2 separate regions of the Homo sapiens genome follow, and region 1 is linked to region 2. Evidence: read pairs that join two places in POLR2A ChIA-PET (ENCODE). Cell type or tissue: IMR-90. All regions are shown on one strand. Links, peaks and the distances in the headings refer to the core of each region. The heading gives the core; the rest is flanking DNA.

What was found. Peaks named below come from ENCODE experiments on the same cell type or tissue, not always from the same donor. Only the 100,000 strongest peaks of a DNase experiment are listed, where the experiment ranks them.
Region 1: POLR2A ChIA-PET joins it to region 2 with 7 read pairs; 1 of 35 experiments calls an interaction of 5 or more read pairs at or near these places.

The regions. Positions count from the first base shown.
Region 1 is chr10:77,102,386-77,107,768 of GRCh38, reverse strand. The region is part of intron 9 of KCNMA1 (potassium calcium-activated channel subfamily M alpha 1); the gene reads left to right. Among named protein-coding and RNA genes, the nearest start is that of KCNMA1-AS2, 36 kb to the left of the region's middle. In IMR-90, for the core only: no CTCF peak of the experiment used is centred there; a DNase peak (open chromatin) is centred at 3,098; H3K27ac peaks cover 1,269 bases.
Region 2 is chr10:76,637,991-76,643,373 of GRCh38, reverse strand. No RefSeq gene overlaps it. Among named protein-coding and RNA genes, the nearest start is that of KCNMA1-AS1, 250 kb to the left of the region's middle. In IMR-90, for the core only: no CTCF peak of the experiment used is centred there; a DNase peak (open chromatin) is centred at 2,393; H3K27ac peaks cover 893 bases.

The DNA.
Region 1 (5,383 bases), core at 184-5,183, 460 kb before region 2:
CTCAGCTGAAATTCCTTCCGGGCAAGAAATAGTATATTTCTGGTAGTTTAGGGTACTACATGCTATTCCTGCCAAATCTTTTGTTTGGCTTCCCAAATGTGAATGCTTTCTTCTCGGGAACTATTTTAGTGTGTGCTCAGATCACTTTATCACTCTCGATATCAATGTGCAGGTTCAATAGAGACCCCAAGGTTTTTTCCTAAGTAGAGGGCAGTACCTTACAACCTCAAGAGGAGAATGCCATGGGGGAGAGGGGGCTGGCAGCAGCCATCCTTTATTTATTTTTTTAAAGCTTTTTCTGGAGTAGTCACCTTTGTTTGTTTTTGGTTTTGAGGTATAACTTACATAGAGTTAAATGTACACATCTTTAACATATAAAGTGAGGAACTTGTACCTATGTACACACCCAGTCACTATCATCCTACCATCCGGATCAGGACACAGAAAACTTTCATCACTCATGCCTCTTCCCAGTCATGGACGTTCCTATCATGGAACTGTTTTGTTTTGTTTTGTTTTCCCTTCTCGTTCTGTTTCAAATGAACTCTTAAAGAGCTTCTTTTGTTTTTTTAAGAGGAAATAAAATCAGACTGGGAGCATTGTATTTCCCTCCACTGCTGCCTTCTCTTTTTGACAGTCAGCCGTGTGGGACAGAGTGGACCCTCCCCTTTGGTCAGTGAGTCCAGTGCTTCCTGAGCTCAGGTGTCCAGGCCTCTGCACAGGAAATGAGGAGGTGGACAAAAGGGCTCATTTTCTTGAACTACCCACAGGACACCCGTTTCCTTTCAAAGGCACAAAGGACAGTGGGCCAGAGGAGGCCAGTTGGCGTCTTTTCCGGGAGGCAGCACATCCCTCCATCTTCCCTCTAATGGAGCCCTCCCCTCAATATTATCTTAACAGCCCTGGATGAGGTTAGAACCAAGCTGTTCTGATTTCTGGGCCATTGGTTGGATCCAAAAGGCCAAGTAAGTCCAAAGATTCCCAGTGGTCATGTATCCCATGCCAAGAGGAAAACAGCATCTCAATTCATTTTGCCTTGAAGGTGTGGACAGGTCTCCATAAAGCAGAAGGCATTCTGAGGGCCTGGGGCTCTCTTTATGGCCTCCCTATCTTCTGACGTCTCCGCCAGCATTTCCCAATCACTGCCCCAAGAAGTCAATAAAATCAATTGCCCTGAAGGCTAAGTTGAAAATATTTCTTGACTTTCATTCCAGGTGATTTTTTTTTTTTAATGAAATAATTTTCCTAGTCAAATGTGGGTGAGCTGGTGGGTGGGCTGGAGGCCGGCAGCTTTCGGTGCCAGCTGACCCAGATGGGGCTCTCAGCCCGGCACTCACTCACTGCCCCCAGTCCGATCCGGTCATCTTTCACCCTGGCAGTTCCACTCAAACTTTCAGGTGCTGATGACTTCAGATCACAGACTTCCTGCCACTCTGTTCTGGCTCTGTAATCTTTTATCACCGCTTTTAGCCTGGTTTTCTCTCTCTCTCTCTCTTTCTCTTTTTTTTCTTCTCCGTTTATGAAAATGCACTTTGCTTTTAATGTTCTTTTTGGGTCCCCACTGTTCCTGACCCTGCAGACACAGAGTCCGTCCTGTCATCAGCACCGGGCCTGTTCACTACTTTATGCATTGTTTCCTGGTTCAAAAGCTAATTACTAAGTAGTTTAAAGAAGGCCTTTGGTCACTTAGATCTTTCATCAGAAAATATAAGCTTGGGAAAGGCACGGTAATAAAGGGCCATTAGCACCCTTTGTTTGATGTTGTTTTTCCAGTCAGTAAAACAAGATTGATGAAATGTTATGTTTGGCCAAATTTTGAGTTTTCATTTGGAATTCAGTGTTGAGAGAATGGGCTGTCAGAATCAATAAGTTTTCTTTCGCTTGGGATATGGGCATGTGGTAGTAATTAGCAATATAAGGTCTTTAGTTGAGCAACCAAGCATGGATTCTGGCAGCAAACATAATGAGAAACTACAGTTGTTCTATTTCTAACGTCAAAAAGTTTCCAGATAAAATTAAATGCATTTGCAAAAGGAAAGCAGCTAAACTTTGTTGAAAGATAAAGTTCAGACTCTTAAAACAGTGTGCTGTGCTCTGAGTTTTTGTGTATGCATAAGTCCATGTGCTCTGCCCATGGACACACACATACATGTTCTCTGCTCCCCAGGACCCAATCAAATAAATGCCCAGAAAGAAATTAGAATGTATACATAGTTAAGGGATTTGTTTACTTGTGCATATTTTATTCAGAAATGATTTCTCTAACAATATATTAACTTGTCAGAGAACTCAAGGTAACTCATGATCTAAAGCTACAGAGACATAAAACTTTGAAATTCAAAGATTATTTAAAGTACAAAATTTAGGCAGAGAAGATCAGGGTTTTGTTTGTACAACACCCAAATTCAGGATATTTGAGAATATGAAGATTTCATTGGCATTTCATTTTCAGTTTTAATCAATGTGTTTGGCATAATATAAACATTTCAAGTAGCATTCTCAAAGCCTCTTCACCATCAACACTATTTCAAGGGCCTAGAGTGCCTTACCCAACATTTTCATCACCTCCTGAAGGATACCCAGTCCCTGCAGTAGGTATGGGTAATTGTGCACATGTGCGTGTGTGTTGGCTATTTCATGTATGTTATGATGGATTGGAGCATCTAAGAATAGGGGTTTGGGTGTCCACAACCAAGGGTTCAGTGAGTAGCTGAGGCAGGTAATCTCTCTGAGTTGGAGGGATTAGAGCTCTCTGGGCTCTTGGGCTGATACCCTAAATCTTATTCATAAGGGAGCCCTCCTGCAGCCCAGCCTGCCTCCCAAGGCCACTGCCTCCTCCTCCTTTCCTTTGTGTAAGGTCAAAGCTGCTTAGAGACAGGGAAGGCCTGAGGGCTGGTGACGCTCCCATGGCCTTTGGGATCCCCAGCTCTCTCCTCCCTCTCACAGCCCCTTGCAGTTTCCCCCAGAGGTCTCCTCCCTGAGTGTGATTCATTCCACTCCTGGTTAGTTTATGAGAACTGACAAGATCGTGGTCCAAGGTCACATGGCCAAGGGCCATGGAAAATAATCAGTCACAGAGAGGAATCCATCTGCTGTAACCCCCTTGTTAGAGGGAGTCCAGCCGGGAGCCACCCAGACCTTGTGTTTCCCATGTTGGGACTTGAGTGACTCAAGTTTGAGGCAATCCTAGGCCCAGGTGTTTGGGACAGAGAGAATGGGATGGGTTTGGATTATTCTACTGATTCCTGGTAGCCAAATGCTGACAGGGCACACGAGAGGGGAATGAGTCATGAAAGACTAGATGTAGCCAAGGTGGGAGAGGAAAGTGAGTGTAATTAACTTGAAGGAAGGTCCTCAGGATGAAGCTGCTGAGCCGCCATTCTGGTTTGGGGAATAGTTGTCATGGACTAACCCGTCTCTTGCTCCAATTCAAGAAAGCTGCCTGTGAAACTTAAATGCTGTGGCTTCTCTTGGAACATTTGCCTATAGAGACAGGAGTGCCACACACTTCCTGAAATGAGAATGTGAATCAGTGCAGCCTAAAGCCCCAGGACTGCCTTCTCTGGCAATAGTAATACCTACAAATATTTGCATATTTCAGAATCCTCACATTGATCCTGTGAGAAAGGTATTACCATCATCTCCATTTGGAATGAGTGAAGAAACTGAGGAACAGGGAGGTTAAGTAACTTGCCTGACATCACGCAGCTAGTAAAGAGTTGGGCTGGGGTTTGAACCTGGACAGCCTGCTTCCCTGCGTCCTGCTGCCTCTCCATGTCATCTCTTGAGACTCCATTCTGCTCTAAACTCAGTGATCTCCTATTGTTTGTATCTTCCTCCACCTTTCCGTATAAGGGGAGCCAGAGTACCGTGCTCATGATGGAGAGGAAGAGAAAGGCATGAGCTTCACTTTGGGGCTGTCTCCTCTCCCCTCCTGCCCACCCACTACCCCTAAGGGTCCTGGCCCCAGGATTGAGGGGAAAAAGATGGAGAGGGGACAAAACCATTCCTTCCTTTATTTTTCCCATTTGGTTAGACTAGAATTCTAATTCCCTCTTGAACACTTCTAGCAATGAAAGGCTCTCAAGGACAGACAGATGAACCACACCTAAAGTGAGAATTGTGCCTTTTTTGTGGATTTCAACATTTTCTTCCCCTTCCTGGCTCCATCCTTTAAAGGTAGTTCCATGGAGAATTGTAGTGATCTGCTAAACTTGGACTTCCCTGCTGGGCAGATCTCACCTGCAGAGCCTTCTATACCCTTGCAGATGGAACCACCTGTTCCCTTTCACTCCTTAGTTAGTCTGCCGCACAGCACAGAGCAGTATCTGGAGGTGGTTTCTTCCTTATCAGTGAAAGGCACAGTAGAGCCCCACGTGACCAGTTCTGCAGGGTGCATTCTGTGTGTTTGTTTCATAGCTTTGACTTGGAATATTCACCCTCAGGAGCCTGTATCCCGCTGGAGGGAGTTAGGGCTGTCTGCCTTCAACCTCGGATGTGGTCTCCACATTGGAAAGAGCCTTACATTCAGAGAGATGGGGACAGTTTGTCATGCTTTTCTATTTAAATATGAAACTAGAGTACTTAATTATCTTCTTTATTGTAAATGCTCATATTTTAAAGAGGATTCCATACTTTAGAAGAAATAATTGAGTATTCAATAGTTGAGAACAAAATTCAAGAACTAAAAACAGCCCAGCACAGTTAGTGACCTGCCTCACTGTCCATTCCTGTGGCCCCTCTCCATCGGTTCATTCACTCACTCGGCAGGCAGGCATTCTCTGTGTTATGCATCAGGCATGATGCTGGGTTTTGTTGGGTGCTCAGGGTTCATTGGCGAACAAACTACCCTCGGAACCTGTCCTCCTGGAGTTTACAGTCTCAAGGAGGTTGCAAGCACTGAGCAAGGGTACAACTAAAGCAAATGCCAATTACACATTTTTAATGTGTGCTGCAAAACCAGAAAAGACTAAGATTCTGCAACTGAGAAAAACAGGGATTAGTTACACTGGATAAAGTAGTCCAAGGAAGCGACACCTCAGAGGAGGAGATGCTAACTAACGCTTGTTCAATGACCTTGACCCAGCTTGCATTACCCACTAAGCTGGGGGAGCTAACACTCTTGCTTTTAAAATCCAGGTTATGCAAGCCCCACTTGCAAACATAGGTCTTCAGTTCTACCTCCACTAGAGGAAGTCTTAAAAACTGATTGCTCGCTCAGACCCCAACCTGCCTGAGCAGTGCTTGCTTGACTTATCGGGAGATGGCATCCTGCGTATCTTCCCTGCTTCCTGATTATTGGGTTATTTTTAAACTCTGTGTCTTTCCTTATATCAGAATTTGGACTCTCCTTCTCACTCAGAACCTTTGTTCCTTCCTGAGA
Region 2 (5,383 bases), core at 330-5,329:
GCTGGGCTTTCAAAGCCCAAGATTTAAAACAGAAAAATCCTCCCTTTCACAGTGCCTATACTTACAAATATGTATTCTGTATTTATACAGCATATTAAAACCTAAAACCTACAGTAATGCAACATTAAAGTCAAGAAATGCAAAAGTGAAGGGTTTATGATGTTGTTAGCTTGCCCACATTGTGCATTCTGCATAATGAACCTCACCTTGAAATTCAAGCCATATACCATGTGGCTGAGTTCACCCCACCAGGCAAACCTTAAACCTTTTGCATTTTGTGAATTTCATTACCTCAAATTGCAATATTAATAACTGAAATGTGCAGCTGAGAAAATGCTAATTTTCTGCTTTTCCTTTCATTTTATTTTTTCATCTACTTTCCCCTCTAATTAAAAAAGTGGGGAAGGTAAAGAAATAGGGAGAGAGGGATGGGGGAAAGCCAATGGGGAGGAAGTCCACCACACATAGTCACAATGTCAGACAACTTTATGAAAGGGGAAACTGAGGTCAAGAGGGAGATTCAATTTGCCCAGGGTTACTCAGCTTAGGAGTGGCCTTGCAATAAGCTTCCCACTGTAAACTCAGGGCTCTTCAGCTTCATTTTCTTACTAATTCTTTTCTGAGGCCCCAAATCCAAATGGGGAAATGGATCCAACAGCAAATAAAGAAAAGGCAAAAGCCAAATTTTCTTTGAGCTTCTCCAACTACTTTTCTTTCATTCCACTGTCTGGTTTATCAACATCACTCTGATCTTGAAGAGGGCAGAATGACTTTGAAGTACTGGCATTCAAAGAAGGTTCATGTCACAGACCACAAAAGAAACGCATTCTCTCTTTGGTTGCATCATTCCCAAGCAGAAGAATAATTTAACTCACAAAATAGCCTGCATGGACAGAGCCCTTAGGGCTCCACATTATAATCAATAATATTCCCTTCAGCCAGTGAGCTGGCACCTTTACAGGGATGGCTGGTCCCCACTTCTTGTGGAGAAACAGATACAGGGTTCTGAGATGGAAAGCCTGGTTGACAGCCCTGGCTTCCCCTTGAGCAGCCTGCTGTCTGGGTCGTCTGGAAAAGAGAAAGGGTCAGTGTGACCTCCAGTCAGACTTTCCAATGAATCTAGACCAGGGCTGCCCTGACACTTGGCAGGCTCATAGAATCAACAACAAAAAAATCATATAGATGAATTTTTATTCCAAGAAATTTGATCATAAAACATATATTTGTCTGTTTCTTGATTAGAATGCATCTGAAGGCAATGCCAACTTGGCCCCAATGAAGGGATGAGGAACGAGATGAATAAAAATGGAAATGCAGGCTCCCACCCCAGAAGGAGATACTCCTAAATGTCAAGCATCAACTTCTAGAACTTCCCCCACCCAAGGGCACTGAGAGTTTCCTTCTAAGGGGAAACTTCGCTTCAAGACTTCACTATCCCTCACACCTTATACACCCGGGAGTCATTTCTGTTTTGTTATCCTGTTTGGAATCCAAATGCATTATTCTAGAATGTGCTGGAGGTCCCTCTGCCTGGGTCCTTGCAGAGGTGTTTTTGAGGAAGGGTGGCAACTCCAGGGCAGTGATCCAGCTCCTACCTCCATCACTGGGGGAATAAGAACCAAATGCTTCAAGTAGGAGGTGGGGAGAGGAGAAGAATGCCCCCAAGAGGGTTTGGCTTAGTTAGGGGACTCCTTTCCAAATGACCCAGAAACCCAGTGGATAGAGTGGAAACAGATTTAATGGGGCAGAAGATGAGGAAAAAGAGGAAACATGCAAGAGAGGAAGATGAAAGTCAGAAGCTAATGCCCATCAAACAGAAGACAGGAGGAAAAGGGATTTTCCTCACACCATCAATCCTGTCCAGAAGTGACTTACCCTTTCTTGGTCAGTTTATTGAATCCAAAAGTGCTTACCCCAGCCAACAGCATTCACTCTCCCTTCTCTCACCTCTCCCCTCAAGTCCCTGCTGTTCTCCCCCTAACAGATGGTATCACACACAAGCTTTTTTTTTTTTTTTTTTTTTTGCTTCTGATGCTAAGCATGATTTACAGGCTTGAGTTATTATTTATCATTATTCATTTTCTGTCAGCAGTGCATTGAAGGTTAATAGAAATGCCAGCATGCTCACTGATTTACTTAGTAAAATATTTGTTCCAAGGTTTAGGTCATATGATTGGTGTCTGAGTGAGTTTCAGGTTTATGCATTATGAAAAGCAAGATGACTTGACCTTCAGCCACTAACACTAGCACCATCTATTACTTTAGTGAGTGACCTTCAGAGACCTAAGACACAGTAGATGTATTCAACACATGTTAGCCTCCTCCATATTGCTGGCATTGTATACATACCAGCTGAGTTTATGCAATGTAAGCCGAGCCCTGGAGCCCATCTAATGAATGGGAGGCAGATGAGATGTAAACTTAGGCTAAACCAGATCCTCTTCTTAAGATAATAAACTGGATTTGCAGCCCAGCTGCACTGAGTGTCTGTATATACACAGGGAATAATTGCTTCGCATTGCCTCCTGGGCTCCTTGCGGCTCGGCGGAGAGAAGGATGCAGACAGAAGTGCAATTCTGAAGGAAATTTGTTTTAGATGAGCAATTAGACAGGGCTCCAAAGGAAGAATGGACTTGGAAGGACCCACTATGCTAGCGTCATTGTAATGTGGTTGCAGGCCGGGGATGCCAGGGAAGGGAGATGGTGAAGAAGGAAGAGACATGAGCCTTCTAATTAGAAGCTTGGAGCCAGGTTAGCAGAAGAGATTTAACTAGCATTACAGTGATGTAGAAAATAAAAACTATGTTAAAAGCAATGAGTGGGTAATTAATTTCTAAAGAGCCAGTTCTAATTATTAGTGTAGAGGTAATGCAGTATCACAGTGAAATGTGTTTAAGTCACAGGCCAAGATTTAGTGTGCATGAGTTTGAATCCCAGATCCACTGTACAAGTTGACTTAACCTACTTAAGCCCAAGTTTTCTTATTAAAACAACAATAAGGTACCAGGTCTTGAGGCTGCTGAGAGGGTCCATTGAGATGACAAATGTAATGTGCCTAGCACAGGGACTGGTGTCTTCACCAAATGTGCACCAGTTTTGTAAGTTTTGTGAATAAATGGCAAAGAGATTGCTGAGAGCAGCTGGCCAATCTTCATGTTTGAGGAGGGACTTGATCTGCCAGCGGCAAAAGAAATGATGTTTGTTGGAGGAGAAAAATGGGCTTTGCAAGAACAGAAAGCCTGCTGGATGCCCGAAACATGTTGCAACTCTGGGGTCAGAAACAAAGGTCAGAATGTTTAAGAGTTGGACTTTTTGTTTTCTATTCCTAAACTATGCTCTTTCCCTAAAGTTCTCCAAAGAGGTCACTAATGTCCCCTGTCACCAGCTATCACTTACTTTCAAACCCAGAGAAATTTCTTTAGGCCTTTAGAATTGCATCAGTCATAGTTTTAGAACTCCATGATCAACTGATATTTTCCAAGGAGTCTTCCCAGTCACTCCCCCGATCCATCCCCTCCCTTCCTTGTTGTTGACACAGGCCATTACCAGCTGGACTTCCCACCTTACAGGTAACACATGTGATGTCTAAGTTCATCAACTTGGATTTAAGTGACTGGGCCTACTTCAACTCTTTATGACTGCGGAAGAAAGTAGGTGTTTTGTTCCTTAAATTACTGCCTTTGATATCTGCTGAGCAGAGAGTTTAATACTCCAGAACCACATGCACATCTCCTGGAAGCAGCATGACCCCTCTTTCCCACATGTTGTACATTAAGAGAATAGTCTATATTAGGCAAGCGTCAGGGAAGGTGGCTTAACAAGCAGTGGAAATATCTTAACCAGAAACTAAACATAAGGCAGTTTTCTTCAAAGAAAGCAAATACTGGAAATGAATCCAGAGATTTACATCAGCGTAGAGGAGAAGGCTAAAATTATATTTTATAATATGTTATATATAATTATAATATATATTTATATATTATGAAATATATAAATAAAAATATATAATAACAGATATTTATGTTATATATACACATATATACGTATATATGTATATATGTACATATGTATGTATATATGTATGTATGTATATATGTATATATACATATATATGTATATATGTATATATACGTATATATGTATATATGTATATATATGTATATATGTACGTATATATGTATATATGTGTATATATGTATATATATATGTGTGTATATATATACACACACATACATATATATATATATATATATACACACACACACACATACTTTTTTAAATAAGAGACAGGATCTCTCTCTGTCACCCAGGTTGGAGTGCAGTGGCATGATCATAGCTCACTTACAAACTTGACCTCCCTGGCTCAAGTGATCCTCCTGCCTTAGCCTCCCAAGTAGCTGGAACTACAGCTGCATGGCACTAAGCCCACCTGATTTTTTATTTTCTTGTAGAGATGATGTCTCATTATGTTGCTCAGCCTTGTCTGGAACTCCTGGGCTCAAGCAATCCTCCCACCTCAGCCTCTGAAGTAGCTGGGACTACAGGTACTTGCCACCAGCCCTGGCTAGCTTTCATCTTTTTTGTAGAGATGGGACATCACTATGTTGTGAAGGCTGGTCTCAAACTCCTGGACTCAAGAGAGGCTTCTGCATTGGCCTCCCAAAGTGCTGGGATTACAGGTGTAAGCCACTCTACCTGGACACAATATTTTATTTGAAATAAGAAAAATTTTCCCTCACCGGGAATGCTGCAGTTGAACTAGATCAAATCCATAAAGAATGGAAGACTGCCCAGTGGTCATTCATTCACTCATTAATTCTAGATGTTAAATTTTCTAGGGTTGGGGAATGTGCTCCTACATTCAAGTCATTCTTGAATGTAGCCAAACTTCGTAGTTTAGCCAAACTTCGTAGTTTAGCCAAACTTCATAGCTAATAGACAAAGTTTGTAGTTTAGCCAAACTCTTCTAGCAGCAAAACCCATGATACTGGAACTCTGTTATTCACACTGGTCATTTGTAATAGAATAACAGAGCTTTAGCACTAGACAGGTTCTGAAAGATCATTGAGTCTAATCCTCTCCCTTTGCCAGTGAGAATTCTGAAGCCCAGATTTGTTGATTTGTGATTGATAGTGTCAAAGATAGGCCTAAAACACAGATGTCCTGGGTCCTAGAGGTGCTGTTTGCCCCTCTCCATATTTCTTCTGTTCCAGAAAACTCTTCTCCAAAACTGGCCCTAACAATCAGCTGATTATTGGGTTCCAGCTGCCCAGACTACAGGGCACCACTCTCAAAAGAACCACTTTTCCTCCCCTTGAACAAGGGTGGAAATACCAAGAAACCCAGGGTGTTTCAGAAACGTTGATGATAAAATATTGCAATG